Linked DNA regions of Homo sapiens: region 1 is linked to region 2. Evidence: chromatin loops called from intact Hi-C (ENCODE). Cell type or tissue: Caco-2. All regions are shown on one strand. Links, peaks and the distances in the headings refer to the core of each region. The heading gives the core; the rest is flanking DNA. Region 1 has its middle 180 kb from the start of PCDH15. Region 2 has its middle 610 kb from the start of PCDH15.

Evidence for each region. A loop is a pair of places that touch in the nucleus more often than their neighbours do. Peaks named below come from ENCODE experiments on the same cell type or tissue, not always from the same donor. Only the 100,000 strongest peaks of a DNase experiment are listed, where the experiment ranks them.
Region 1: a loop joins it to region 2, with 3 times the contacts of the local background. A loop is called at or near these places in 2 of 110 quality-filtered maps.

What each region holds. Positions count from the first base shown.
Region 1 is chr10:54,977,400-54,994,197 of GRCh38, forward strand. It overlaps a transcript of PCDH15 not described here. Among named protein-coding and RNA genes, the nearest start is that of PCDH15, 180 kb to the left of the region's middle. In Caco-2, for the core only: a CTCF peak has its summit at 8,574 (motif pointing right); no DNase peak of the experiment used is centred there.
Region 2 is chr10:55,401,524-55,418,321 of GRCh38, forward strand. It overlaps a transcript of PCDH15 not described here. Among named protein-coding and RNA genes, the nearest start is that of PCDH15, 610 kb to the left of the region's middle. In Caco-2, for the core only: no CTCF peak of the experiment used is centred there; a DNase peak (open chromatin) is centred at 9,278.

The DNA of each region.
Region 1 (16,798 bases), core at 5,225-13,224, 420 kb before region 2:
CTGATTATACTGTAATTATAGTACATTAGTACACTAAAAGACACTCCTATCAGTGCCATGAAAGTTTACAAACGCCATGGCAATATCCAGAAGTCACACTATGGGGTCCAAAAAGGGGAGAAACCCCAAACCTCAGCTCCAGGAACTCTCCAATCTTTTCCTGGAAGACTCATGAATAATCCACTCCTTGTTTAGCATATGATGAATAAATAATAGTAAAAATGCCCAATAAGCAGCCCTTAGGGCTTTTCTGCCTATGAAATAGTCATCCTTCATTTTTTTTATTTTCCAATAAACTCGCTTTCACGTTACTCTGTGGACTTCCCTGAATTCTTTCTTGTGCAAGATCCAATAACCCTCTCTTGGGGTCTGGATCAGGATCCCTTTCTGGTAACAAAAATACAGTGTCCTTTTGTATTTGGTATTCACAACATTGTATTTATCATAAAGATATTTGACAAATTCTTACAGAAACATTGTAAGCATATAGCACATGTTAACTAACATAAGGACATTCAGATAGAATAATTATCAGAAGGACAATATTGAAAACTATCTAAATTATGTACAATTTTATTCTTTGGGAAAGCCTCTCATAGCATTTAGTCAATTTATAGTCTTAGCCTAGTTCTTAATATTTCTTACCTATAACCTGAATTAAATTCGAGAAAGCACATCAATCATACATATGAATGTATATTGATGACAAAATATTTTTATAAAAACCTAAATGCATGAAATAATAATGTTATGACAGCCAAACTGGCTAAGGTGAAACAATAAATTGAAACTAGTAAAGGTAATATAGAGAAGGTAAAGTTTAGCACTAACCTCAATTATATAAGTACACAGGGAGTCTGGGTTTAGCAATTATACCTGTGAAGTAGTGGGGATTCAGTTTGGAATTTTAGTGATAGTCAAAACAATATGAGTAGACTATGTATTATAACTGGTAAAAATCGTGCATGTTATACGACTACTTTGAATGAGGGTAGAGATAATTTTACAATTATTATAATGTCAATAATGCCCAAGACTTGTATAAGTGTATAACAGATTAGAATATGCCACCCAAATTGTGCCTATTTGCATAAGAACTATTATAAGCTGATTATGTTGGGAAGCTGTAGACACAGAAGAAGCTTTAAAAACAAAGTTACCCTTTTGTAGGGAAATTTACATCTATGAAGAAAATGTCCATTTTTAAGTGGGTCTATCTCTCTGTTTTCCAAGAAGACTCACTAGAGAAGATTTAATAGATACTGTAATCAATGGAAAAGGCATTGACTTAAATCTGCATATCAAACTCTACCTTTTTTACCTGCTTTTTGGTCATCTTCCCATAATTGGCCCCCCTCAACATTCCTGTTACTTTGTTTTATTTGAGATGCTATTTAAGCCTGAGTTCAAAGCTATCTCTTTAAGATTTACTAATTCTTCTACATTTCTTCCACATCTACATGAGGTATACATGTTAGTAAAATTTTGCTCATATTTCTCTTATTAGTCTGTCTTTTGTCATAGGGCACCCCAGCTAAGAATTCAGAATGAGTTAAAAGAAAATTACTTTCCTTCCTCTATAAGTGCTATAATAAAATGAATTTATTTAATTTTAGCTACAATCTTGTGATGTAAATATTATTTATCAATTTTATAGGTGAAGAAACAGGTGCAGAGAGATTAAATAATTGCCCAAGGTCACATATGTAGTAAAGAACAGAGTGATATGGCTCCAAAGCTAATACTCTCAAGCAAGACACTGCATTTTTTAAAGGTAAAATGACCATTCAGAAATGATTTGTTATGGTGATAACAATGCTATATGAGGAATGGATAGTTGAAATAGAAATAAAAGTTTATAGAAGAAATTACTGAAGTTCATGGTAATTGACTTCAAATTATTTGAATAGTTCTCTTGTGAAAAGAAGCTGGACTTGTTTCTGTGGCTTCAAGAGGGAGACTAGGATCCAAAAGAATTTTATTTTCCTGCCAGGTGAGGTGGCTCACACCTGTAATCCCAGCACTTTGGGAGCCCAAGGTAGGCAAATCACCTGACGTCAGGAGTTCAAGACCAGCCTGGCCAACACAGCAAAGCCCCATCTCTTCTAAATATACAAAAATTAGCCAGACGTGGTGATACGTGCCTGTAGTCCCAACTACTAGGGAGACTGAGGCAGGAGAATCGTTTGAACCCAAGAGGCAGAGGTTGCAGTGAGCTAAGATTGTGCCACTGTACTCCAGCCTGGGTGACAGAGTGAGACTGTGTCTCAAAAAAAAAAAAAAAAAACCAGAATTTTATTTTTATCAACAGAAAAATGGATAAAGAAAATGTGATACATATATACAATGAAATATTATTTAGCCATAAAAAAGAACAAAATCTTTTATGGCTAAATATTATTTGGCCATATTCTACGTGTAACATACAATATGTGTAACATATTGTAACATAAAAAGATTTTAAATACTTTTTAATGCAATACTTGTCTAAGATAAATTTTGGTTAATGATATATAAAATTGTAGAATTGCAGAGTTCCAGGAATGAAATGTAGATAAATGTGTCTTCAATAATAGTGACAATATTTTGTAGTATATTTAACATTTGTGAACATCTGCAATTGCTCTCCTTAACCAGTAAATGGGCAATGATTGGTGGCCATCCATTACAGATTTAAAACCTTAACCCATTTATGCCTGAGGTTGCAATTTTTTGAAATTTTGCCATCAAACCTTGGAGATGACCTTGAGCAGTAGGATATAAATAACTTTCACATGCTTGGCATTCCAATAATGGAATACTAGGCATAATTAATACCAGCAAACAATCCATTTCAAAAGAAAGATTAATGTGCTCACAAAGCCAATTAGCGTGCTCTAAGTATAACATTTACACATATCTATATTTAATTTTCCTTGATGTATCTTCAATTCATCTAATGAAAAGAGAGTAAATACTCTTTTTTTAATTAAAAAATATCACCAGGCAAAACATTTCTTATTTTATTATATTTCTTATTTTATTGAATTACCATTAAGTCATTACCCCTAAACAGAAAATTATTTTCTGTTTTCTACATTTTCCTCTCTTTTTCAAGTATTCTGCATTTAGTAACATATTTAGGCTGCACATTTTTCTCAACCTATCTGGATAATTAACTATACACCCTAGATTTTTAACTCTCATTTTGACCTACTATATGTGGTAGTATATTGATACACTATAAACATTATCAAATTCACAAATTAGTCTCATTATGTCTTTTACTTTCTGAGTATTTTCTTTTGTTTGATTCTCTACTTTTCTTTATGTTACACTTTTCAATCAAATTCATTCATAATTTAAATTGATTTTTTTCAAATTTAGGTGTATTTTTCTATTAGGTAATTTAATAGACGATTTATTGATATTAAAATTGTACCGTGGCATACCATAAGGCTCTTGAGTTCATTTTTTCAGAGTAGAGAAATTGAATATAGAAATGAGTGAAAAAATCTACCTGATTTTCATAGAAAATTGCTCACAGAAAGAAAGTGAACTTTCTTTAAAACATGTATAAAATGAAACGTACATCTTATGTTGTAACCCAAGTTCATTTGGGCCACTTTGAAATGTGTTTCCATCCATCAAAGTTAAAAAAAAATGGGCAAAAAGCATTTAATACTTTCAAATTGTATCCAAAATCCATGAAGAAAAATATATCTACATTTTGATTCTCCTCAATGGGGAACACAAAGGAATGCTGCAACAAACAAAAACTCAAAACGAATCTTCTTTAGATACATTTCACCATCCCAATACATTTCATAGCAGTAGGTGAAATCTCCAGCTTCCTCCCCTTCTCTCGTCAATGTAAACCCCATGGATGTGTTGTTCACCAATTAAAATCCTTTTGTCCTTGCCATACCAAATTCCATCACTATCATGAGTCTAAATCCCTACCTTCACATATCTTGCTCACTACCCTACTCCCTGGAAAATTCTGATGAATACAATTTTTTATCTTGTATACTTCTATAAGGAGGTATTATTGGCTATTTTTGTATCCTGAAATCAACTATGATATAACTACTGGTTAGTTAACACAGAAGTCAGCACCTGCCAAAACACGACTGATGAAAATTTCTAAATGGTAGGGCTTACTCCATATCAAACCAGATTGCCAAGAGATAATAACGAAGAGATTTAAAATTAAACTAAACAAAAGGGTTTTTTTCTTTGAAAACTTGGCCTAATCGTAAGGAATATTTCTTGTGTCAATATATTCTCCATTCTTTCTGCAGAATCACAATAAGTAATATTGATGAAATTTGCTGCCAAGCTTCAGAGTTTGTTTGTTTACATGTTTACTTATTTTTCCTGGAACCCCCCACCTCCTTTAATTAATTAATTTTGAGACAAGGTCTCATTCTGCTGCCCAGGTTGCAGTGCAGTGGCCCAATCATAGCTCACTGCAACCTTGAACTCCCAGGCTCAAGCAATCCTCCCACCACAGCCTCCTGAGTAGCTAGAACTCTTGGTGCACATTTTGTTTTCCTTTTTTTTTTTTCTTTATAGAAGAGACTTCACTTTGTTGATTAGGCTCTTCTCAAACTTCTAGGCTCAAGTAATCCTCATGTCTTAGCCTCCCAAACTGCTAGGATTACAGGAGTGAGCCACTGCACCTGGCCTGCCTAGAACGTTGGATTTACAGATGATCTTATCCTTACTTCAGAGCCGTTCAAAAAACAAAGCTGTTATAAATAAACAGCAATTATGCATAGGGTATCTTTCAATAAAGAGACGTAAAGTGATGATAATAATCTTGAACATTATTGAACTCCTCTTGTCTTCAATATTATATTTCAAATGCTAGAGGCAATATAGACACAATCCTATGGTTAGGGTACTTGAAAAACAGTGAAGATAAACTAAACAGTATGTAGAAAATTATAATTAAACCTAACATATGAGTAGCCTAGACCCAAAACTATATAGCTTCAAAAAGAGTCAAAGTTTATCTATATCAAGTTTGTAAATCAAGCAAGCATCAGAACATTATTCACTTGAGATAAAACTTGAAGAAGAAATATTATTTGCATAGGTAGGAATTATAGGAAATATATTTTAGAAGAGAGAAACACAATTTACTACTCATAATCTGATGATGATTAAAATTCAGGTTCACCTCTTGCAAATATGTATGAACTATCCTAGGGCTTTGATGAGATGCTAAAGGATAATGATAAATACATTACACAAAAAGAGTCCAACAATATGGTTGTTACAGTGAAGATTTTGGGCATTAGTAAAATCTTATAAAATCTACTTTCTAAAAATTTTTCAGCAACAACCTAGTATTAACTGCATAAGTTTTGCATTGCTTCTTTGTTAACCTAGCAATTTTACTGCTGATTTTTACCCTCAAAATGTAAGCATTATATTGATAATATCTAGCAAATATTAATAATTATGTACTACACATTGGCATTTATTATCAAACCCAATCTTCACAAAACCCCTGGAGCTAGATTCTATCCCTGTGTTACAGGCATATAAACAGAGACTCCAACAGCTTGAGTAATTTGACCCCCCAAAATAGAGCTAACATAATGTAGAGCCTACTTACAACATTCAGTCTGATTTTACAAGTTATGTTCTGAACAATCAAGGAATGATTTAAGCTTCTCTGAGTAGGCATATATCAAGTTTATTAGGAAACACAAACACTACCAATGAAAAGCCTATTCAAATACATGTTAAAACTAATTTAAATATTATAAATATTAATACTTGATTTATCCATCAAATCCTTTGGAAATTATAAGCTAATTTTATCTCAACTGTTACTTTAGGTACTTGTCACCTTAGCATAATCAAATAAGACTAAGAGAACAATCAGGTAGTTCTTAGGCTGATCTTGTTATTTCTGAACAATATGATGGTTCAGTTCTATGTGAAGGTCAAAATAATATAAAAATTGACCAATAGTGTGTAAACCTTGTCATGAAAAAAAATTTTAAATGTATGCTGACAGTAAATGTATGCTGACATCATGCATGGTGAGTGACTCACAATTTTGTACTACATAAGACCAGAGGAAATAGAGCTTAGCAAGTTATTTGTCCTGGAGACAACTAAGTGTTCTTGGAATAACCAGGCCTGAGAAGAAATAGTAACCCAGGGTCACTATTGATTAATTTAATTTCTATCCCAAAGTTTCTCAGTAAGAGTCTGAACCTATTGTTCATCTCACTAAATGTTATTATAACCTTAGCAGTTCATGTTAGTATGATTCTTAATCCTAAAGTAATTGGGAAAAGTACTATTAATGATGGCTGGTGTTGATCATCTGAGCTGATCCCAGATAGAAAGAAGCTATTTCTTTTGGTGGGATCAAATTCCTTGGGGCTCTGTTTGGCTACAAATGATTAAAAAGTGAGTTTATTCCCTGTCTCCCAAAATGTCTCTTCCACTCTGTACCTCCTCCCCATTCCCTGTAAAAACAGAGATAACACAATTGATAGAAAGTGATTCAAGTACTCCACATTAGAAAGTTAGAAAGTAGCATAAACGCTATATATATGGATTTCTGGAATTCCAAGGATTGAGGAAATGAGGAGGAGGCACCTAGAAAGTGTAAGTAGAGAATTATAAGAAGGGAATTAAAAGTAAAGGCTTTAGATCATGACTAGAGGTCAATTCCTATGAAGGGACTGTCAGGGCTCAGAAGCTGACACCCCAAAGTATGGTGGCTTGGCATGCTGAATACTTTAACCTGAAGATTTGAAAGGCCTGAGAAACAAGGTCCCTCTGATCTTCTCCTGCCCTCTTGTCTCTACCCCTGTTTTCCTCTTCTCCCCACAAGTGAGGGAAACCAAAATTTACCTTCCCCAAGGAAGGTTGAAGCTAGAGCTCCTCTCCCCACGCAAGTCATAACGGTAACTTACAGTAGTCACTCTCTCCCTTCTCCTTTTTCCCTTGGAGACTCTCATTACAGAGAGATCCTGCCCCATGCCTGTGAGGAAGAAATGCAACACAGAGAAGCCAAGAATCTGAACAGACAGGCCTTGCTGTGTTTCTCAGTCTGTTACCATCAGCATATCCTTAGTCCAATCACATTTTCTACATGGCTGTCCATTCTTAATTGAACTTAAGCATAAAAGTAGACAGCTTTTGGCTGGGCACAGTGGCGCATGCCTGTAATCCCAGCACTTTCAGAGTCTGAGGTGTGAGGATTGCTTGAGTCTAGGAGTTTGAGACCAGCCTGGGCAACATCGTAAGACACTGTCTCTACAAAAAAAATTTAAAAATTAGCTGGGCATGGTACATGCCTGTAGTCCCAACTACTCAAGAGGCCGAGGCAGAAGGATCCCTTGAACCAAGGAAGCAAGGCTGCAGTGACCCACATTCATATCACTGCAGTCCAGCCTGGGCCACAGAGTGAGATCTTGTCTCCAAAAAAATTTTTTTAAAGACAGTTTTCCCTGAGTCCTTTGGTCTCCCAGTCCTTCAGTCTCTTCTGAAGTCTTCTCTGTCACATGAAACTTTGATTAAGTAATTTTGTAAGAGTTTTTTCTTGTTATCCTGACTTTTGTTATAGGAGTATTAGCCATGACCCTTATGATGGGTAAGTAAAAGTATCACACCCTTTCCACCCTCCCAGGGCTTTGACCAACATTATATGACCTATATGTTAGGCTAAACCACGTGTAAAAATGAAGATATTAGAGTATTTTTTGACCTACAAAATGGGCAATTTTATATTCTTCACTCTAATAAATTAATGTTTAACATTAGATTTGCAATAACTAATTTCATGCCTTAGGTATATTATGGTATCTATATACAATTTGTGAATCTTAGTAAACTTTTAAGAAATTGAAAAGAGATATGGACTCTCAATAAAAAGGGATAGAAGTTTGATATACACATATATTCACATACAAATATTTGTGTTTATACTCAGATGTATGCATATATACATATGCATAAGTATTTAATATGTAGTATAGATGCTCCTTGACTTACAATGAGGTTAGAGCCTTGATAAATCCACTGTAAATTGAAAATACCACAAGTTGAAAATTTATTTATTACACCTAAGAGAATGAACATCATAACTTAGCCTAGCCTTGTTATATGTGCTCAAAATACTTACATTAGCCTACAGTTGGGCAAAATCATCTGGCAACACGTTACACCATAGAGTACTGATTATTTACCCTGATGATCAGGTGACTGACTAGAAGCTGTGGCTAACTACTACTACCTAGCATCAAAAGTGACTATTGCACAGCATATTGCTAGCCTGGGAATAGAGAAAATTCAAAATTCAAAGTAAAGTCTTTACTGAATGTATATCATTTCACACCATCATCAAATTGGAAAATTGTTAAGTTGAAGCATTGTAAGTCAGGGATCATACCTATGTCTCACATATAAATAGGATATTTATGGTTTAAAAATAATAATAAAGTGAACACACTTTTACCATCTCACAACAAACAGGACATGCCTTATTTGAATAGAATTAAAAGTTGACACTAGGTGGCGTTAGGCCTTAGAGTCATGTGATTTAAAATAACATAAGGCAAAATTCAACCTGGGGTTTGAAGTAGAGGCCTATTTTTAAAATCCTCTGTGGAATTTCTTTCTCTTGTCATTTTTGACAAGTAGGAAGAAGAAATTTGGGAGAATATCTTGTTGTCTTATGCTCAAATGCAATGCCCTGTATTTTTTTTTTAAATGAAGTGCAATCTTGGAAATGTGCTTTAGTCTTGCCCTAGCTAAAGAAGGGCATCAAGGGAAGTGTTAAGGGAGAGGCTGCACCCACGGGTACTATGCAGGGGATACACTGTAGCTTTCTGTCAAGTCAAATAAGTAAGGAGACAAAAACTTGAAACATGTAGGTACCAAGCAAGAGCAAAATACAGCCAGAAATTCATTAGGCACACAGGATTGAGAAAAAAAAAATATGACATATATCTGGAAAAGTACAACTCCAGAGGGAAAATATGTGAGTTAATATTTTATTTATATCTGATTTTGTACTTTTCTCTACTGAATTTTCCCACTAGACATAACTCTGAAAATTCAAAATAAATCTGTATTTGAATTATTTAGCAGGAGTGAGAGAGTCAGTTTCAATATCATTTTCAAGATGCTAAGTTAGTAATTATATTAATAGATAATGAATCAGTGCTATGATTATCTCCATTATAAAGGTAGGAAAACTGAAGCTCAGAAAACTTTCAACAAAGCCACATGGATAAAATGTGGTGAAGCTGAATTTTTAAGCCAAGCTATTAAACTTCCGTGTTGTGTTCATAATCACTGTTTTATAACACATTATTGTAACTACCGCTTTGATGTGCCTGTGTAATGCATCATATTTTTCTCATATGCATATCATATATATTTATCATGAAATTTTATCAGGAAATTTACATAGTAAAACTTGCCATCCCTAGAGTTATCAAGCAATAATCTATAATTTCCTGAAAAACTTTTTATTTTTCATTTTACTTTAAGTTTCAGGATACATGTGCAGAATATGCAGGTTTACTACATAGATATACGTGTGCTATGGTGGTTTGCTGCACCTATTAATCAGTCATCTAAGTTCCCTGCACTCGCCCCCCAGCCCCCAACAGGCCCCAATGTGTGATGTTCCCCTCCCTGTGTCCATGTGTTCTCATTGTTCAACTCCTACTTATGAGTGAGAACATGTGGTGTTCGGTTTTCTGTCCCTGTGTTAGTTTGCTGAGAATTATGGTTTCCAGCTTCATCCGTGTCCCTGCAGAGGACATGAACTCATCCTTTTTTAAGGCTGCATAGTATTCCATGGGGTGTATGTGCCATATTTGCTTTATCCAGTCTATCATTGATGGGCATTTGGGTTCATTCCAAGTCTTTGCTATTGTGAAGAGTGCTGCAATAAACATATGTGTCCATGTATCTTTATGGTAGAATGATTCATAATTCTTTGGGTATATAGCCAGTAACAGGATTGCTGGGTCAAATGGTACTTCTGGTTCTAGATCCTTGAGGAATCACCACACTGCCTTCCAAATGTTTGAACTAATTTATACTCCCACCAACAGTGTAAAAGCATTCCTATTTCTCCACAGCCTCACCAGCATCTATATTTTTCTGGCCTTTTTAGTGATTGCTATTCTGACTGGAGTGTGATGGTATCTCATTGTGGTTTTATTTCCATTTCTCTAATGATCAGTGATGTTGAGCTTTTTTTCATATGTTTTTTGGCCGCATAAATGTCTTCTTTTGAGAAGTGTCTGTTTATATCCTTTGCCCACTTTTTGATGTTTTTTTTTTTTCTTGTACATTTTTTTAAGTTCCTTATAGATTCTGGATATAAGAACTTTTTCACCTGGGTAGATTGCAAAATTTTTTTTCCCCACGCTGTAGGTTGCCTGTTCACTCTAACTATAGATTCTTTTGCTGTGCAGAAGCTCTTTAGTTTAATTAGATCTCATTTGTCAATTTTGCCTTTTGTTGCAATTGCTTTTGGCATTTTTGTCATAAAGTCTTTGCCCGTGCCTGTGTGCTAAATGGTATTGCCTAGGTTTTCTTCTAGGATTTTTATGGTTTGGGGTTTTACATTACAATTTTTAATTCATCTCGAGTTAATTTTTGTATAAGGTATAAGGAAGGGGTCCAGTTTCAGTTTTCTGCATATGACTAGCCAGTTTTCCCAGCACCATTTACTGAATAGGAAATCCTTTCACCATTGCTTGCTTTTGTCAGGTTTGTCGAAGATCAGATGGTTGCAAATGTATGATGTTATTTCTGAGGTCTCTTTTCTGTTCCCTTGGTCTATATGTCTGTTTTGGTACTAGTACCACACTGTTTTGGTTTGTTTTGGTTATTATAGCCTTGTAGTATAGTTTGAAGTCAGGTAGCATGATGCCTCCAGTAGAGTGGGCTGCTGCTATAGATACCCCAAAATATGGAAGTGACTTTGGAACTGGGTAACAAGCAGGGATTGGAACAGTTCGGAGGGCTCAGAAGAAGACAAGACGTGGGAAAGTTTGGAACTTCCTAGAGACTCATTAAATGGCTTTGGCCAAAAGGTTGATAGTGATATGGACAATAAAGCCCAGGCTGAGGTGGTCTCAGATGAAAATGAGGAAATTTCTGGGAACTGGAGCAAAGGTGACTCTTGTTATGTTTTAGCAAAGAGACTGGCAGCATTTTGCCCCTGCCCTAGAGATTTGTGGAATTTTGAACTTCAGAGAGATGATTTAGGGCATCTGGCAGAAGAAATTTCTAAGCAGCAAAGCATTCAAGATGTGACTTGGGTGCTGTTAAAGGTATTCAGTTTTATAAGGGAAGCAGAGCATTAAGTTCAGAAAATTTGCAGCCTGACAATGTGATAGGACAGAAAATCCCATTTTCTAAGGAGAAATTCAAGCCAGCCACGGAAATTTGCGTAAGTAACAAGGAGCCCAAATGTTTATCCCCAGGATCATGGGGAAAATGTTTCCAGGGCATGTCAGAAATCTTCACAGCAGCCCTCCCAACACACACCTGAGACCTAGGCAGAAAAAGTGGTTTCTTGGGCCGGGACCAGGATCCCCATGCTGTGTGCAGCCTAGGGACTTGGTGCCCTGCAACCCAGCCACTCTGGCCATGGCTGAAAGTGGCCAACATAGAGCTTGGGCTGTGCCTTCAGAGGGTGCAAGCCCCAAGCATTGTCAGCTTCCCTGTGGTGTTGTGCCTTCAAGTGCGTAGAATTGGGATTTGGGAACCTCTGCCGAGATTTCAGAAGATGTATGGAAACACCTGGATGCCCAGGCAGAAGTTTGCTGCAGGGGTGGGGCCTTCATGAAGAACCTCTGTTAGAGCAGTGTAGAAGGGATATGTGGGGTCAGAGCCCCCACACAGAGTCCCTACTCGGCACCACCTTATGGAGCTGTGAGAAGAGGGCCACTCTCCTCCAGACCCCAGAATGGTAAATACACTGACAGCTTGCACTGTGTGCCTGGAAAAACCACACACACTAAATGCCAGGACATGAAAGCAGCCAGAAGGCAGGAGGCTACATCCTGCAAAGCCACAGGGGCAGAGCTGCCCAAGTCCATGGGAACCTACCTCTTGTATCAGCATGACCTGGATGTGAGACATGGAGTCAAAGGAGGTCATTTTTGAGCTTTAAGATTTGACTCCCCTGCTGGATTTTGGACTTGCATGGGGCCTGTAGCCCCTTTGTTTTGGCCAACTTCTCCCATTTGAAATGGCTGTATTTACCCATTGAAATGGGTAATTTATTTACTCAGATGAAACAATGGACTATGGACTTTTGAGCTAATGCTGAAATGAGTTATAACTTTGGGGGAATGTTGGGAAAGCATGATTGGTTTTGAAATGTGAGGAAATGCCATTTGGGAGGGGCCAGGGGAGGAATGATATGGTTTGGCTGTTTCCCCACACAAATCTCATCTTGCATTCTCACATCTTGTGGGAGGGACCCAGTAGTAGGAGGTGGTTGAATCATAGGGGCAGGTCTTTCCCATGCTGTTCTCATGATGGAGGATAAGTCTCACAGGATCTGATGGTTTTAAAAAGGGGAGTTCCCCTGCACAAGCTCTCTTTGCCTGCTGCCCTCCATGTAAGATGTGACTTGCTCCTCCTTGTCTTCTGCCATGATTGTGAGGCCTCCTCTGCCACATGGAACTGTGGGTTCTCCATTAAACCTCGTTCCTTTGTAAATTGCCCAGTCTCTGGTATGCCTTTATCAGCAGCATGAAAGCAGACTAATACACAAAGCATAGCATTTCTTGGAGATCTGTTATGAAAATTGGCTTACTGAAGGCCTTAATAAACTCTGCAGTAAATATATCTGTGTAACTTTTTTTGTATCAGCATTTCCCATGATTACTTCAGTAGAAAATACCATTTTTTTTAAATGACACATCACATTTCAAAAAATAGTGCTTTAAAGGTATTAAATAGATTACTGGATTTAGAAAATGTCCCCTAAGCATTTTACAGTTCAGGGAATGTCTGGTAAGATTGCTTGACATATGGAATACTAAGTAGGAGTTATTAGACTCATCTATCTAGTTATAAATTTAGCTTCTAGCTATTTTTCTCTATTTTGAAAATCATGAATTAAAAATAAATAAATTTCATTGAAATTGGTTACCACTTTTTCAAACTCTTTTTCAATTTCTACCCAGTGTTGTTTGTGCAGAGATATTTTTAAAATTAGGTAATACATACAGTACATGTTTATATAAACCATCATTGCAAATTAGAAATTCTGAGATGACCAACAAGATGTTTATGTTCATATCTGTTGCCATTTTAGTCAGTTTTTCAAGGATCCTGGCAATATTCAAATCTCTCTTTATCCTTTCAGTTTTAAACTGGATTGGTCTCTGGTCAGGTGAATGACAAATGAATATATTTGAATGTTAAATAGAAAGGAAAGGAAATCCCCTCAGGATAATAATACTGTTTTAGTTTTCTCATAGTAATTTACAAAAGAACATTAACTAGTTCCAGTTGCCTGCTCCAAACTATTATGGCAATTCAAATCTTCCCCAATAAAATTTTAAAAGAAAAAAAAAACAATTCTAATTCCTAGTAATAATCATTTGTAAAATAATAAAGCTCCACAATATTTTTGTAAGTTTCTATTTCTTGCTTTGAAGTCCCAATTTACTTTCATTTCGTTTGCATTTTACATTCTATTGGACATGATTTTGAAAGATACTTTGTAGTGAATGCATGCTCAGCATGGATACTTATTTGTGAATATGTTGTTTAATCAATAGTATTGACCACTGTCTTTTTAAGAATGCTAGTTTCTTGCATAAAAAGCATTATTACCAACCAATGGGCATAATTTGTCTTCAACAACATTAATGTAATGTAACAATGATAACTGAATTCATATAAATATATTGTTCCACTTACTGAGTAGATGGATGTAATTATCTGAGGAAAAGTTCTTTTCTCAACCTTAGAAATAGAGGTAATTGAAAAAAGAGAAAAGCTGGGCATGTATACTGTATATAACCAAACATTTTACTTTAATGGGTCAATAAAAAGTAAATAGACATAAACTTGAAACTGAAAACCATCTTGGCCTTTCAAATAATTACTAATTTTATACACACAGGGTCACAGACATAATTAAAACATGGTTGATCAGAAGATGAGATTTCTGGTTTTTATCCCATGATTTTTCATTAAAATATTAGTAATGTCTTACATACCTCAGGCACTTTTCATTTAAAAGACAGCGGCTATGATAAAAATTTTGACCTTCTCAACATGTCTCTTAGGGATAAATGGCAAAAGTTAGATCAGCTAGGTGAGGAGATATTTAAAATCACTCGACTTATTTATCAGTGGAGCTGAAAATAAAACTGATGTCTTTTTACAAACTTGCTTTATAATATTATGCCTTATTGAAATATATTCTAGCTGAAAAGCAACTAAGTAGGGCATACTGTTTCCAAAGGTGCTTTTAGTATATATTTAAAATATTAAATAATTGATACATTAGAAACTCAAAACTATTATTTGAGTTTACAAATAAGACAACGGCTAACATATTTTATATAATATCTTTCAGTTTGTAACATGCTTTCTCATATTATTTCCCCAAAATTAAAATGCCTACTTGATTGATGCAAATGTTTCTATGATGATAATATTTAACTATATTTAAAAGAAAAAATAAAGAATTTTTTAAAAATCACTCTATAATATAAACCTCTTGAAGGAAAATGTATTATTAAATATTTTACCAACCCTGTACTACTTATTTCTGAGAAATCCATCTTCACTTCTATGGAAAATATGTTTCTCCACCACACTGCCATTTGATCAATGTGTAAACAGCAATTGTCTTAAGTGAAAATGTCCTCTTGATCATAACTACTGGTCAAAACATGAACACTTGATCCAAGCTGAGGCAATAACTTCGTAACGAAGGATACGAGGATGAGCATGCAGCTCAAGTCAGTTGACCTAAAGTTTTCAGGACAGAAAACCAGACCCGCCCTCAGCAACATCCTCTTATACCTGAGAATCCAGTGAAAAAGGGTGAAGTTGATCGGGCGCAGCGGCTGACGTCTGTAATCCCAGCACTTTGGGAGGCCGAGGCGGGCAGATCACAAGGTCAGGAGATTGAGACCAGCCTGGCTAACACAGTGAAACCCTGTCTCTACTAAAAATACAAAAAAAAATTAGCCGGGCGTGGTGGCAGGCGCTTGTAGTCCCAGCTACTCGGGAGGCTGAGGCAGGAGAATGGCATGAACCTGGAAGGTGGAGCTTGCAGTGAGCAGAGATCAGGCCACTGCACTCCAGCCTGGGCGACAGAGTGATCCTCCATCTCAAGAAAAAAAAAAAAAAAGTGAAGTCAACATGAAGATAAGCAAAAATAATAGATGGAGAGATTTCCTTGCTAGCTTTTGGGTCTCTGGTTTGCTTTACTATTTAATTTATTTATATTTTAGAGATAAGGGTCTCACAGACTTATCACACGACCTTATTTTCAATACTAAAAGATAATGTTTGCTGCTCTTTATAGAATTGGTTGAAAATAGTCCAAGTAAGTCAGGGAAGTTGGAATAGCAGAAACTCCACCAAGATGGTGATCTTGGTGTAGTATTGATAGATCTTGACTGTAGTATTGTAAAGGAAGAATTATGGTGGCTTAGCATGGTGTACAGACACTGAATATAAAGAAAACCAGATGCATATGAGATTGGTTTGAGATACGACTGAAAGGACTTGGGGACAGATTGAATATGGGGGTCGATGAGGGAAATAGAAGAATTCAAAGAAATTTTCAGGCTAAACAAACAATTAAAGACCTCAAAGTCAGAAGAATAAATAAAGATCTGAAGCTGAGTTGCTTATAGCCAAATTTGATTAGCCATAGAACTGAAAGCTTCTGAGGTTGGGTGTGAGAGTACAGGTAGGTCATCTGCTATATGCAATATGAGAAATGCAACTGCAATATCTACATTAAGCCACAAATCATGAATACCTGCTTGACTATGTCCTCTGTAATGGAATTATGAAACATTCTGTCGACTCTCTTAAGAAAACATCAGGAAATCTTGTAGAAATAGAGGGATCCCTTTTGTTTGGATGACTTAGACTTTATTTCCAGAGGTATCTTGTATTTAACAAAATGGATATTGGACAGCTACTCAAATTCACACTGAATTTGAGTAGCTGATGAATGAACTAGAGGTAAAAAAGTAGTAATACGCAACACACAACACATTTCATGAGTTTTGCTGTGAAAAAACACAAGTGAGGTAGAGCCTCTTAAGACACCAGATAACAAGAACATGCTGAGATATCTCTGGAAATGGTGCTAAAAAGAGAGGAATTAGTAATACAGAAATGAGAAAATCTACAGTGAAAATATATTTATTTTTTGTTACTGAATAAAATAAATTTTACTTTAATGACACGAAAAGATCAACCATCCCTCATCCAACAAATTAAAAAGTCAGAAATTATCATTTACAGCAATGACAAAAAGTGTTTCTGATTTATAGTTATTCTGAAAATAACATTTTTTCAAACACTTTTCACCTGAAATCTAACCAGACTCCTGTACATAATTTTGATGTTATTAAAATTTACATTCACTTGAAAGAAGCAAAGTTTTAAACCCAGATGTCAAAAACATGACACCAAATCCCACAGAGAATCCATGGATGTTGAGTCTCTTCAAAATTTAAAATTATGTAGCTTTTTAAAAAATGATGTTTTCCCTTTACTCATAAGAATATTTTATTACCGCAACCTGGCTTCACCT
Region 2 (16,798 bases), core at 5,795-13,794:
GTAGCAGAGAATAGATTGGGATCACTAACGGACATGACTTACCACTTCTTTACTGGACCAATTTGCCTTACTGTGTGTGTGTGTGTGTGTGTGTGTGTGTGTGTGTGTGTGTGTAGTGAGTAGCCACTAGGTTGAACAAATCTGCCCAATCAGGCTGTGTTAAATAGATAATGCTGATTAGGGGAAGGGAAGAAGACCAGAAGTGAGATTAGAATTATTATCAGAAGTTTACATTTAATATGCATTATACATTTAGACAAAACATATTGATATTTGGCCATCAATCTTGCTTGTATGAGCTGTCTAGGAATGATGGAAATTAAGAGCTACAGTTCTCATTAAAACGTTTAATTTTAAACAAGGCAATATCCACATATTTACAGAATGGATGCTACCCTGAAAAATAATTGAATCTATTAGAGATTGTAAAGAAAAGCCAGGAGTCCACTGTCCACTGAACATGTTAATTGAATCCAACTTTGCAAAAAGATGAAGCAAAGAATGTTCTCTCTAATTGCAAAGGTCCCCAGCTGGGTACATATTTCTGTTTATCACTTCACACCTGAGTGACCCATGGTGTTTCATACAGATCCTGTTTCTTAGGAAAAGATTCTTAATTTGCAAAATAAGCCCATTTTGTTAGTCAATGACTTACACAGTGCTTTGGCATGAACCATTGGGAAGAAACTTCTGATTTATTCAATGAGATTTGTTTATTTATACCTAATAATTACATATATTTATGGGGTACATATATTTTGATACATGCATACAATGTGTAATGATCAAGTCAGAGTATTTACAATATTCATCACTTCAAACATTTATCATTTATTCATATTAAGATTATTTCAAATCCTCTTTTCTAGCTATTTTGAAACATACAATATGTTGTTTTCAACTGTAGTCACCATATTGTGCAATGGAACACTAGAACTTATTCTTTCTGTCTAACTTGTCTGTTTGTACCCACTAACCAACCTTTCCTCTCTCTCCAGCCTCTAATAACCATTATGCTACTCTCTACTCCACAAGTGAGAATATACAATTTTTGTCTTTCTGTGCCTGGCTTATTTAACTAAATATAATTATCTCCACTTCCATTGATGTTGTTACAAATGACAGGATTTCATTAATTTTTATGTCTGAATAAAATTTCATCATGTATATAAACCATATATTGTTTTTCCATTTATCTATTCATGGACACTTAGGTTGATCCCTGATACTGGCTACTATCAATAATGCTGTAAAAAATATGGGGGTGCAGGTGTCCCTTTGATATAAAGATTTCCTTTCTTTTGGATAAATACCCAGTAGTGTGATTGCTGAATCATATGGTAGTTCTATTTTTAGATTTGGGAAAAACAACCATACTGTTTTCCATTATGGTAGTACTGATTCACATTCCCCTCAACAGTATATGAGAGTTTTTCTCCACATCCTTGCCAGCGTTTGTTATTTTTTGTCTTTTTGATAATTGTCACTCTAACTGGGGTAGGAGATGATATCTCATTGTGGTTTTGATTTGCATTTCTCAGATAATTAGTGATGTTGACTGTTAACGGATTGAATGTCTTCTTTTGAAGTGATGTTGACTGTTGGACATTTGAATGCCTTCTTTTGAAGAATACCTATTCAGATTCTTTGCCTAGTTTTTTATGGGAATATTTGTGGGCTTTTTTATTTTTATATTTTTATTTTTTTGCTGGTGAGTTGTTTGAGTCCCTTATATATTCCAGGTGTCAGTACCTTGTCAAATGAAGAGTTTGTAAATATTTTCTCCCATGTTACATGTGGTCTCTTCACTCTGCTGATTGTTTCTGTGACTATGCAGAAGCTTTTTAGTTTAATATAGTACCATTTGCCTTTTTTTTCTTTTTATTACCTGTTTATTTGAAGTCTTGGCCATAAAATCTTTGCACACACCAATCTCTTACATCATCCCCTCATGATTTTTTCTAGAATTTTATAGTTTTGAGTATATTTAATTTTTAATCTATTTGAGTTGATTTTTTATATGGTGAGAGATAGGGGTCTAGCTTCCTTCTTTGTGCCCATTGAGACTCAGTTTTCACTGCACCATTTATTAAAGAGGGTGTTCTTTCCGCAATATATGTTCTCAGCACCTTTGTTTAGGTTCTCTATTGGTCTAGGTGTCTGTTTTTATAGCAATACCTTGCTGTTTTTGGTTACAATAGCTTTGTAGTGTATTTCAATGTCAGATAGTATGATGCCCCATTTCTGTTCTTTTTGCTCAGTATTGCTTTGTCTGTTTGACGTTCAAGATGATTTTTTTAAATTTACAGGCTATAAACGACATTAACAAACCAGTTTTAGAACCAGTGACCAGTATTCAAGTACTTTCTGAGGTTAAACCCCAGATAGAAGAAGTTAATCACTTTTATGTTGACAACAATCACTTTTTTCAGGTTGTGTCTGAAAACAGAAGTTTAAATGGATACAGTCTAACTATGGAAAGTTAAAGTTGCTGGATGGTTGTGTCACACTGTAATCTGTGGATGCTAATAAAAAAGAGCAATTACTGAGATGTAAATATAGACAAAATATGTTTAAATGTATAGTTAGATTAATAAGAATACCCCCCACATTTTCCTCTTGGGATATTGGAATATCTAGGAAGAGCTATCCTAGTCCCAATTCTCTGGGAAGTGCAGAATCTAGACAAGAACATACCAGTAAGCCTATAGCAGACGCCAACATTATTAACCAAACCAGCATAGCAACCCATGATGGTAAAGAACAACGTTGCACACCAGCAAAGTGACCACAGATATTATGATTGATGAGACACAGATGCTCTGTTAATTCCATGATGGAAAACGCTATTATCCTGTGACAGCGCTTAGGATTTTGCAATGGCACTTTTTCTGAGCGTCACTAGCATAATTTTACTTATTATAATCTGATGAGTATAAGATATGTTATTACCAAACGTTCTTTTTTTCTTACAGTTTTATATATAAAATGCAGTGATCAGACTATAAGTGGGGAGTCATGGCTCTCATATAATATGAATATATGGGTTAGAACTCGAGCCCAAAAAGTATAATACACCTCAAAGAAGATAGCTGGGGATATTGTGTATATCCTATTTCTAATGGCAAATATCTGGCGAATGTCATAATTATGTCTTTAGTGGGAATGAGTAAAGGACTAATATGTTTAACATTTGAATGTATAAAAATATAGATGCTTAATTTGTGTATTTTAATACAAGAAGAATTTTATATAAATAATATCTATAATAAAAAATACTATCAGACATACCTAAACCTAAATAAAAGCCTAAAGAAGTCTACATATTTATATTTAATCAGCATGCTGATACAACTAGTTATCTAAGTGAACCAAATATCATCAAATATATCTGAAGTCATATGAGGTCATTTATGAACTACAAGTCTTCTTCCACCTAATTAGCTTACAGTTGACCTTTAGAAAGTGGTACTTAATTGAACAGAAATGTTCAGAAATATGTTCTGAACTTGAACTTAGCACACATGAATAAACAACCAATGAAAAAGATTATATTGCCACACTATTTTGGAATCAGGGCATAAAATATAAGTCATAAAGATAGAAAAATGATGTTTTGGAAGTACCTACCAAATATGTGGATGAATTATGTATTTTCTATAGAGCGATATATATCTCATTAATGAATATAAATATATCTATGCACACAATACCCACATGCCAATTTATGCATATGTGTATATGTAGTGTGAGGTAACAGATATATATATATATATATATACAATTTAATGTCATGTAATTAAAGATAATGTGTAGTATTCTGTCATAATATAAAGGAGTAATCTTTATCTATGAAAGACTTCTTTGGCTTTAAATACCTGTCTTTTAACATCACTCATATGTGTCATCTTTTCAGCCTTTGCCTTTTCTAACTTAAATCATTTATCTATTTACTTCAAATTTAAATGGAAGTTGCCTCTGTATAATTTTTTGTAGTGTTCTAAGCTCATTAACATATAGTGAGTATCTTTGGAATTAACATGCAACTAATTACAAAAGGTGTTTTAACATAATTTGTATTTCTATAATTAGAATGATATGCACTTCAAAGAAAAGATGTAACTTCAGAATTTATAAAGTATAACTAAATATATAAGAAACTTTATTTATATAACAGATATTTATTGTACATCTACCATAAAAGTATTTTCCACACTACTCGAAAACCTCTGCAGACAGAACATACTGAGAATTCCATGCCATTATGGAGCTCCTAATTCTAGTAGTGGTACACAGACAATACAAACAGACATAATAAGCAAGAAAGTTATTTTTAATGTTAGAAGCTTACAAATGTTATGCAAAAAAAAAAGGATCCAGGTAAGTTTAATAGGGTGTTCTAGTAGTAGAAGTGGAAATATTTGATTTTAAATCAAGTAATCAGAGTCAGTGTCGATGAGAAAATTGTATTTGAGCAAAGATTTGAAGGAAGTGATGATAGATTTTTAGTCATGTGGCTATCTAGTTGGCAGCATGTTCCCATCTAAAAAAAAAAAGGCATAAAGCAGCAGAGTACCCAAATATGTTCATGTAATGGAAAAGAGGCTAGAGTTCCTGCAGGAGAATAGCAGGGGATGAGGTCAGTAAAATAACAGGGGTAAAAAAGCATACGATCCTGTATGCATGAGAGGACTGTAGCTTTTACCAAGAGTGAAAAGGGGACAGATAACTTATTTTTGAAGAGACAACTAAAGTGAACACCCACTTGTATAAAAGGTTATTCTGCCTGGTGTGTTGAGTAGAGGAGAACCAGGGAAACCAATTAAAAACTCACTGAAATATTTCAAGTGACAAAGGAGCATCATTTGTACCTTACTGGCTTTGCAGTGAAAATGATAAATTTGGCCAGATTTTAAAAATATTTTGAGAGATTTCATAATGGGCTAGTTACATATGAGAGACAAAAAGAGGAGTTAAAGATGATGCCAGGGTACTGGGACTGAGCATGTAACAGCATGAAGTAGTCATCAGATGAGGTGGAGACAATAGCAGATGTACCAGCTTTGTTGGTATCACTGAGGGTGCTACCAGGGCAATGTTAAATTTGAGGCACTTTTTAGGTATCCACATAGAGATCAGGAGTAGGCAGCTGGATGTTCAAGTGTGGAGTTCAGGAGAGAGGTCTGAGCTGGACATAGGTATTTTGGAGTCACTGACCTATGAATGGTATTTAAAGCCTTGAAATGCATGAGACTGACAGGAGAGTGAGGTGTGTTCAATAACTGAGAAATACCTAGGACACGATCCTATGATACTTCAACATTAAAAAGTGGTATAAAACAAGAGACTCCAGTAAAACAGACAGAGTGACAAGTTAATTAGGATAAAAACATAATGCCAAGTAAAGAAAGTAATTCTTTTTTTAAAAAAGGAGATAGTGATACACGATGCCAAATGTTTATTATAGGTTAACAAGCTGAGAGCTTAAAATGACCATTGAATTTGTCAAAGTGCAGATCATCTATGGCCTTGACATGATGAACTTCAGTGAACTGGTAGCAATGAAAGCCTGATTGGAGACGTGTAGGAGAGAAAGAGTGTTGAGGAACTGAAGATACATGGATGGTTTTGTAGAAAATGTGAACAGAGATATGTGAAGGCAACCGACGTGCCAAGATTGGTCGAGGGAATACCTCCTTTTTTAACTTAGAAAAAATAACTGTATATTCGTACATCTTGGATGATCTCACATCAGAAAAATAATTGATGATGTACAAGAAAAAGAGTAGGGAATGTCTGGAGCAATGTCCTTTTGGTAGTGACAGGGATAAAAACTAGAGTTCAAATGGGTAAATACTGCCTGATGTCCTTTACATAGAGAGATGGAGAAGTATTATAGACTCTTCTCTTTTCCACATGAAAAACAGCCTTCACAAGATGAGAATTGCTTGAAAAACTATCGTCTAACTTCTTTCATCTATCAAGCTTCCTGTCTATCATTCTTAAACCTCTCTAAGTCTCTATCAACAAAGATTAATGTGAATCTTAGGGGAGATTTTCTCCAGCAGGGAAAAGATCTGATGCATCAAGCAGTTATGAGGATTTACAGGCAGACTTCTGGCCAGTGAGCCTCACTAGTCAACCTCCAAAGTGCATGCATATATGCACATGCACACAAACACATGCACAAACACACACAAGCATGTGTACTGATTACTTATAAGACGCATTTCTTAGAAAGGAGAAGGCAACAATTCCTAAATTTCTGGAAAAGTATAAAATCTGAAAATGGATGCATGAAGAAATAAAGAATCTGAATAGTCTCTTATCTTAAGCTAAGACTTCAACAAGGCCTTTTGACCAAAGGCTATCATCTCTAAGTCTCAAGGACAAGTAATTAGCAGCAATTCATACAGGATGTAGGTGGAGGAGAACATGTAAGCTGCAAAAAGGGATCAAAGGAGATCTCACAGAGGCACCAAAAATGTGCTCTCCAACACTAACCATAAAGATACCAAGATGGTAACCAATAACTTGCCATCACAGAACCCAATGATTTTACAGTTAAGTTCTACCAAATGTTCAACTTTTGCTGCAGAAAACAGAAAGAGATAGAAAACCACTAACTCATGTTATGACTAAAATAAAATAACCTTGATTCTTTTTTCTTTTTTTTTTTTTGAGATGGAATCTCACTTGTCACTGAGGCTGGAGTGCAGTGGTGCGATCTCGGCTCACTGCAACCTCTGTCTCCCGGGTTCAAGCGATTCTTCTGCCTCAGCTTGCCGAGTAGCTGAGACTACAGGCACCTGCCACCACGCCCTACTATTTTTTGTATTGTTAGTAGAGACGGGGATTCACCATATTGTCCAGGCTGGTCTTGAACTCCTGACCACGTGATCCTCCTGCCTTGGCATCCCAAAGTGTTGGAATTACAGGCATGAGGCACCTGGCCCTGTCATAACCTTGATTCTAAATTTGGTAAAGAACAATATGAGACAAAGGAAAACACAGGCTCAATTTGCTCAAGAACATAAATTTGAGAAGCCCAAATCAAATACTAACTATATTCAAAATCACATTAAAATATTGAAGTAAGATTTATGCCAGAAATTTAAAAATGGTATACAATATGTACATATGCTCTAAGAATGGACACATATGCTACTCTACCCCCAGCTATCACAAATGCAGAGTGATTAACATACTGGAAATCACCATTTTTAAGTAGTTTCGTCTAGTCTCATTCCCTCTTACAACTCTATGATCAGACTTCCTTGCTATCACTTCACTAAAGCTCATCTTATCTAAGTCATGGATGATCTGCACTATGACAAACCCGATGGACAATTTTAAGCTCTCTGCTTGTTAATCTATAAGAAATATTTGGCATGGTGTATCACCATCTCCTTTTAAAAGTTTTTTTTCTTTACTTGGCATTATGTTTTTATCCTAATTCACTTGACACTCTGTCTTTTTTACTGGAATCTCTTGATTTGTACCACTTGTTAATGTTGAAGTATCTCAGGATTCTGTCCTAGGTGCTTCTCAGTAATTGAACACATCTCACTGTAGGTGTGTTCAATAGATCAGTGACTCCAAAATGCCTAAGTTCAGCTAAGACCTCTCTCCTGAATTTCACACTTGAACATCAACTGCCCACTCACATCTCTATGTGTATACATAAAAAGTGCCTCAGATTTCACATTGCCCCGGTAGCACCCCTAGTGAACCCACCAAACCTGCTTCATCTGCTACTGTCTCCACCTCATCTGATGACTACTCCATTCTTTTACATGCTCAGCCCCAGCACCCTGGCATCATCTTTGACTCCTGTTTTTGTCTCTCATGTTACTGTCCAATCATGAAATCACTCAAAACATATGCAGAATCTGGCCTATTTTTATGATTTTCACTGAAAAGCCAGTAAGGTACAAATGATGTTTCTTTGTAACTTGAAATACTTCAGTGGGCTTTTTTGTTTGTTTGTTTCCCTGATTCTCCTCTATTCAACACGCCAGCCAAAATTACCTTTCATGCAAGTGGGTGCTCATATGGTAGATCACCATACCGTTCAGTGGTTAGAAACAACAAAATAGATATGCATTCAGCACCATAAGTAGATGGTTAAAATATAGTGCTGAAAAAATAGAAAAGAAAAATCTATAGCAAATAGCAGTTACAGAAAGTAAAAACATACACAGCTCTGTGTATTTAGCAAAGTTATGTAAATATGTGCACATCCAGGGACATATATTAAGACATTAAAGTACTAATTTGCCCTTGAGAAAGCAAAGAATGAACATGGGGACTGGAAAGGAGGAACATATTAAATACGCGTACCTAATAAAAAAGAGAAATTTGTGCTTACAGGCCAATCATGATAGGAACTAAGAACTGAAGGCTATAATTAACTCAACTCTCTGAATGTGGGTTTTAAACAAAAACTGAAATGATATTTCCTACCTCTTAGGGTTATTTGAAGATAATTTTAGAAAATGTGTTTAAAGGGCTTAGCACAGCTTGGTATATAGTGAGTATTAAATAAGGGATAACTATTATGCTTTTGTTATTATTATTGTTATTATTATAGCTGATTTTTTTAACTCTCCCTATTAGGTACTTACATAAATGTTTGTTTTGCTCCAAAAATTACATATCACATAAAGCCATTAATATAAGCTGTAACTCACTTTTAGAAATATAATGTGAATTTTCTTGATCATATTTGAACACTGTATTGGCTTTCCTAGGACTGAGAAGGAGGCCAGCTGGAATAGGTTCACTTTTAAGTGAAATAACATGAGTGAATCTTCATTAATTTTTTTTCCTAAGTCTTCAGACAGGTTTAGAAGCTGGAAGTTAAGAGATACCACATAATCTGATATCATACTGGATTTCACTCTGGAGTTCCTGAGACTGGGGAATGAGACGAAGAATAAATAGCTTTGTAAATTCTATCCGTAATCAAAGCTGATTTGCTGCAGGATAATTTTTAGAAAAGCAAAACCTGGAGTCTTACCCCCGTCAGTCAAAAATAATATGATAAAGCAATTCTCTCTGATGGGATCCATGCTGGAAGAAATCCCAGATAATACAATGAAACATTTCCCGGAGCAGAGAGCTTGGTTCATTGTGCCAAACAATGGCTGGATCAGTGGCTATTATTGGAAAGCAGGCCTGCCAGCTTTGCTTTCTGGAGGCTGTCTGCTGAGAAAACAACTGCTGCTCAGTAATTAACTCCTCCCAAATGTCAGACAAGGAAGCAGCAACAGTGACCTCTTGTGCCACTCCCAGTCCCATTTCCCCATGTTCAAGCCGGTGTTTGCGTTTTCTAGGGCTATTACTAGACATGTACGCATTATTGCTGCTGGTCTCACAGGCCCTTCAAGTAGGCACCCTCCCAGTGTTCAGTTATTACTTTGAATGTGCCTTTACTGAAAAAAAATCCAAGCACTGAATAGAGTGAATACTTACTATTTTATAAGCAATTTTAATAAAATTGGGAGTAATGAAGGTGGAATTGAAGAAAGGAAGAAAATAAGATTAAAGAAATGATGAAGAAAAACAGGATTTCATGTCCTTAGTGTAGCAATTTTAGGTGGTTAATCATACCGGATTTGAATTTAGAAACACTAGTGGAATCTTTCCTTTCCTCCTTCCTTGTATAATTAAGTTAAAGTCTCTACATCTTAGTTTATTCAGCTGTAAAACTGTGCCCAGTGCTGCTAGAATAATTAAATCAAAGAAAATGACATTATCTTTTTAGACTGATTATCATAATACCCAGCACAAAACAGATTCAATAAATAATTTATATTTACTATAATTGTGAACTAAAATTAACAAATATTATTACCAATTATATGTAATATACCATGTTTCTTTTAGTAATAAATAGCAAAACAACAAGAAAAATTATTCCTACTATTACTACTACTTGGGTAATAATTAGGGTATACTCTCTCCAAGGCATAGTTAACACTTCTGCCCCTAAACTACTATTTGCCTTATCAAGTATTTTTTTCCCAGTGGCTATGAAAATGCATTAAGATGTCATTCATATAGTATTTTCTTTAAATTCTGCAACCTAATTTTTGGTCAGTTTACACTAGTTTTCAATATATTCTACTACATCCTTAGAGGTAAATTGACTACGAAACAGATTTTCTTCAATTATCCACTGTGTAAGTCAGATGTAACTGATGGCTTAGTCAAAGAGAAAGCAGTAAATTGTCATTGATTAATTCTGTAAATAAGTGATGAATCTATTATGTCTTAGGCATAATTTGTGTCTCCTTCACAGATAATCCTGCAGTTAGGTAAACTATAGAGGCTGCAAAATTAATAATTACAGAAAAACAAGATAAATTAAGATAGACATATAAATGATAGATAGATGCAAGGATATTATATATAGATAGGTAGATAAACTGTGAAATCCCAGTGGGAATGATTGGCTATTTAGAAATATAGAAAACATTTTACAATCTGCGATGTTTGAGACTGGAGGGGCTGGAAATGTTTACAAAGAAGAAGAAAGAGAATGATGATCAGAGGGGCAAATGTGAAAACATCAGAGCAGCATAAAAGAATCAAACGGATGAGGGCTTTATGAAATTCTTGGACTGAGCTTCTTAGTTTGCAAGTTCCATCACACATCAAGTAACTATTAAGCTGTATCTGGGTCTCTCACTGAATGGAGGGGATTTGAGATGCAGTTGACTAGTTGGCATACAATTAATAATTTTTTAGAAATTTAGATAAATGTTGACTTTGATTTTTCCTTTTTAAAAAAACCTCTGTGGCCAATATTCTCTTGACATCTCCCATGTTTTTGTAGGTCTAGGTAAGTTAACAGGCCTTAGAAACTGTACCTAGAATGCTTGATAGACAAAAGCATGCCTGCATATGTGCAATAGAGTAGAGTGGGGAGTGTGGCTAGGTAGTGAACATAAAAGAAGTACCCTGAGAGAAATCTTAAAAGGAAGACTGGTTTCAAATTATGAATGGCACAATAAAGTATTTTTTAAAAGAAAAGCAAAGTATTAGGGAGATCAAATTATATAAAGAATGGCTAAAGTATAAGGTAGAGGGATTAATAAAATGGAAAAAACATTGGAATACAAAAGAACACTTGAGAGGTTAACACAAAACTCTAAAAATATTTTATGATTTTTGCACTATTTCAATAGCTATGAAGACAAAAATATTAGAGAACCAGAATAATACGAGATGTTCCTGAAATTTTCAGTATTGTTTGAGAAAATTTCAGCCATATTTACTTTGGGAGTACACGTTGCTGCATACATCTCTCTAAGTTTCATTCCTGACAAAAGATTAATTCAACAATAATCACACACACACACACACACACACACACACACACACACACACGGCAAATTGAACTGCAACTGTGTCTGTATAATTGAAAGAATAAACAAAACCACTAGTTACCCTGAAGCTGCAGGAGATTCATACATTATTATAAATGATGACCGTCATCTAACATATGCATCATTAATGAATAAACTAAATCTTATGAAAAACTAGTTTAGTTTGTAAAACACATATAGGGTATATGTTAATACCACTATTTATATAATTCTTACCCAGCAGAAGATTAAAAATATTTATTAAGAATATAAATGCCTTCTACCAATTATTATAAATCTGATAGGAATTAAAATTAATTTACATTTATTCATTTATTCACATATTTGTTGAGCACTTATTGTTTGTTCCACATTTTCAAATCCTGGCAATAAAAAAAAAGGGATAAAGATTCCTCTTTTCATGGACTTTATGCTGTAGAAATAAAATATTTAGCATATTTTAAATATTTTAAATAAAATGTTTAGCATATTTTAAAGGACTATATAAGTGAATTTTATTAGGATGCTTCTATGTTCCAAGTGTAGACTTTTCTAAAAGGTCTATGATAGACAACTTTTACATTTAAAGGGAATAGACGAAGTCTGCTCTAAAATAGAAGGGGACTTATACTAGTAAAAATTCTATATATTTGGATTTATATATCTATCTATGTATTTTTTTCAACTTTAAACAAAAGAGACTCAGTTATTCAAATAAACGATACATTTTACAGTATTTCCTTTTGTTTCTCACAAAAATGCTATAGTAAATTTTGGATATTAAATGATATACAAAGCATTTTTCAGGTTAAAATGTGTCTTTATAAGCAAGTGTTGGATTGCATCTTAACACACTTTTTAATCTCAGAAATCTCTTCAATTTCTGAATACAAGTTAGCTCGGAAATATTTTTTTTAGGTTAGAGAAAACTGAATAAAATAAAAATCACATATTGAATGAAGAGTGGTCAAGTTTCTATCCCACTTTGAAGTTAGCTCATTAGCTCATATATATATGCAGTCAAAAATAACCATGTCTTTGTGTGTGCATTTGTTCAAGACATGTAATAGGAAATATTGCACAGATATAAGAGTAAGATAATATTATAACAGTTTATTAGAAAAAATGTATTTCAGCATATTTTTATCCCTAATAATATATTTTAAAATAGGAAAAAGTTTTTTAAAATCCTAAATAATGAACAATGGCTTCACAGTATTTAATTTTAAAATCATAAAATTTTTTTCTTAACAATGTTATCTTGCCTCATTAAAAGTGTGCCTTTGTATTTAAGTATGCTTTGTCATTAAGAGGATAGAAAATAGGTTAAATTTAAAAAGCCAACTCAGAATGACGAAGAACCAAATACCACTATAGTATTAGGTGTGTAGGTTGGTATACTCATACATTACTGCTAAGTAGTAGTAGTACAACCCGATGAAGAGTAGTTCTTAATGTTCAAAATAAAAAATCCACGATTCATTTCACCCATCAGTTCTATTTCTAGTGCCACTGAAATTTTGAAAGGAATTGCATTAAATTTGAATATTATTTTGAATTTGGATATCACATTGGGTAAGCATAGACATTATAGTAGTATTAATTCTTCCATGAACACAGAATACGTTTTTACTTATTTATGTATTCTTCAATTTAATTCTCAATGCTTTACAGTTTTCAGTGTACAAATGTTTCATTCCCTTTGTTAAATGTATTAATAAATATTTTATTCTTTTTGATGCTATTATGAGATTGTTTTACTGATTTCATTTTAGATAGATAATTATTGGTGTAAAGAAATGCACCTGATTTTTATATGTTAATTTTGTGTCCTGTAACTTTACTGAATTCATATATTATTTCTAACAAGGGGTGTGTGTGTGTGTGTGTGTGTGTGTGTGTGTGTCTGTGTGTGTGTGTTGTGTATAGAGTCTTTAGGGTTTTCTACATATAAGATTATGTTATCTGCAAATAAGGATAGTTTTACTTCTTCCTTTCTGATTTAGTTGCCTTCTATTTATTTTTATTGTCTAATTGTTCTTGCTAGTATCTAGCACTATGTTCAGTAGAAGTGACAAAAATGGGCATGCTTGTTTTTTGTTTTGGATCTTAGAGGAAATGCTTTCCCATTGATTATGTTAGTTGTAAGATGTTTATAAATGGCCTTTATTAAGGTGAGGGAGTTTCCTTTTGTGCCTAATTTAACAAGAGACTTTATTATGAAATGATGTGAAACTTTATCAAATGCTCTTTGGCCCTTATTGAAATGATTATGTAGTTTTTTCATTCTGTTAATGTGGTGTATTACATTAATTTATTTGTGTATGTTACATAAACCTTGTATTCCAGAGATGAATCTCTTCTTGTTGCAATATGTTCTTTATATTTCAGAGTAGAAATCCTACAGACTGTCTACTGCCTTATAAACTATCAGAGCACTGCTAAAATAATCCTTTTTAATTTTTTCCTTGGTCATATAATAAACAGAAAATTGCCCAATATAGTCTATTTTAGGATCCATTGGAAAAAGTATTTGACATTCCAAATACTGAGATTTAAAACTAGAGGAGATAAAAGGACGTTTTACAATTGGACACCTTTCTCCATTTCTGATTATGATAATCTCATTTCTCAAATTTCCACTTTTCTAAGTATGCTAAACAAGGGTCACCAATTGTATCTATTAACTAGCTATAGTAAATCACTAATTTTCAAGTTAGATCATATTAAGGGTTTGGATACCAGGATGAAATAAAATCAATGTCCTCATGAAGCATAATGTTGGAGCTGGAAGTTGGCCATGATTATCTTGTTTTCATATGTACTCTCAAAAGTACATATTTACCTTGACTAAAGGAAATAGAAATGACTTGTGTTTGGGATTTTGGCTTAACATCTCAATGGGAAGACTGAGGTACCCATTCATAAATAATCTGCTAATTTAATGAGTTGACTGAAAAATGTTATTAGGACATTTTGAGGTTGTTCCATGAAAAGTTTGTCTTAGCAATATCTATAAAGAGCCATATTTTTTTTTCTCAAATTTGCTTTTGTCGATAGCAAATTTCAAGTTTCAAAAACAGGCTCAACATTTCACAGTTGGGAAAACCCACACTGTTAAAAGCTTTTAAGGCAAAAAAACAAACAAACAAGCAAACAAACAAACAAACAAACAAACAAAAAACTTGACATCTTGACTCCCAAAGAAAGACATATATAATATACAAAAAAGTAACACTAAAAAAGTAATTTCACTAGTTTTTCATTATAAATACTAAAATTAATAGGTTTTATGCAATATTTTCTATCCTTGTTCTTTCCCTTAGTAACATCCTCCACAACCCCAACAAAACAGAACAACAAGAAAATACCTACATTCTCCTGGTTATCGGAACTTAAGCTATTATAGTTAGCCTCAATTCAGATGAATAAGCAATGATAACCATTGTAAGTAAGCCTTGCTATCCATCATATTCTCATGGAAGAGAATCTAATGTAAATGAAAGTGTTTTCATTTTTATTCAGGATGACTATGTAATTACATATGTCATCTATCACTTCTAGGATCCTCCTAAAATAAAATTATGATAGCACAAAAATGAATAAATTGACAACAGTGAAGAGAAGAAAATGGGGTTCAGGGCTAAGGGGTGGGTATCAGGGGAATCATCAAACTTGAGGAAAAAGAAAAGCATATGGAGCAATTTGAAGGATAAAGTTGGCAGGAAAAGCTAAATTCAGAGTTTAACAGGAGGGCCTCGTAGAGGTGGGACTCAAGATCTTTTCTGAGGGCTTTGCTGCTGGGTTAAAGTTAACCCTGGCCACAGAGAATTAAAGGGACAGGTGAGGCTGAAAGCAATCAAAAGTTTACTTGAGTTTCTGATATACAATTTCATATATAGACATCTAAGCTAGTGTCTGTCACGTGATGTCACTACAGAACAAACAAAATTCCTATATTTTCTGAGATCTTAATTTGTGAGTTTAATAATGCCCTCTTGGATAAATAAAAAGAGGCTCAGTGGAGAAACATGTTGACACAGCATTGTGAAATTTTCTAACAGGGACTATAAAGACATATGAAAAGCAAAAGGGTGTCAGTAAAAGACTTTGTATGTGTCAAGCCTAGCACTCATGCTGAGCTTTTGTATGGCCAATGAGCTAGGAATATTTTTTAATTGTTTAAAAAAATTTAAAAAACTGTATTTGTGACATTTGGAAATTGTATCATATTCAAATTCATTCTCCATAAATAGCTTTATTGGCACATAGCCACTCTTTAATTTTCACATATTATCCATCGCTGTGTTAGCACTGAAACTACAGCAGCAGAGATTGAGATCTTGTGGCCCCCAAAATAAAAATTCACCAAATCATAGTGCAGCTATAAATAAAACTAAAATGAGAAAGACATTATAAGCAAAGAATAACCAAAAGGAAGAAAGAATTCTTTGGGACTGAAGGTAGGAAAATTTTACCTTTGAAGTGCTTAGGACTCAAAAGCATCTAAATTATAAAAAAGGAAAAGTAATATGTAAAATATAAAGCACAAATAATTGCTATCTCCCCTTTTACAGAGGTATTTGCTCATGTGTATTCTATAATACAAAATGGCAAAACAAAATAATGCATAATAAAAGAAAAAATCTTTTATTTTAGCAGCCATAGTAGGGGATAGAAGACGAAATGCTCTTAAAGTTTTTAGGAATAAAAATTATTCATAAAGCTAGGATTCTTTAGCCAGAGAAATATCAAAATATAGGGTAGAATAAATACATTTTCAAACAGACAAGGACTCAGAAAATTTATTTGCTGGGATCCATTTTTAAAGTCTTACTTGAGGATATATTCCAGCAAAATGAAGGGAAAAAAAAAACAAGTGAGATTGGATTTTGGAAACAGAACCCACCCAGAACACAACAAGAAGAGAAGATTTAGGATTAGAGTTGTACTTCATGTTTAAATGCATCTTATTGTTTTTAACAAGAAATAATTTTATGCTTAACCAGAAAAAAATGCAATTAGTATCTCAAGAAAAAAAATAAAAATTCACCTAATCATTGTGCATATATAAAGAAAACTAAAATGAGAAACAACTTTTAAGCAAAAAATGTCCAGTAGGAAAAGATAATTCTTTGGGATTGAAGGTAGGAAAATTCTACCTTTGAAGTGCTTTGGACTCAAAGCATCTAAATCATAACAAAAGGAAATGTAATCATAGAACAGTACATGGTCAAGAAATAAATAAAGGGTATAACATCATAATAATAGTCATAATAATGAAAGTGACTTTTTTACTACTCTTCAACATTTATAGCCAACCTATGAACAAAGAATGTCTTGTTTTTATTTTTAGTGCAGAATGTAACTGTTAACAACATTAGAAATATGAAGCTTTTCTGAAAATAAAAGTGCTGCTGATT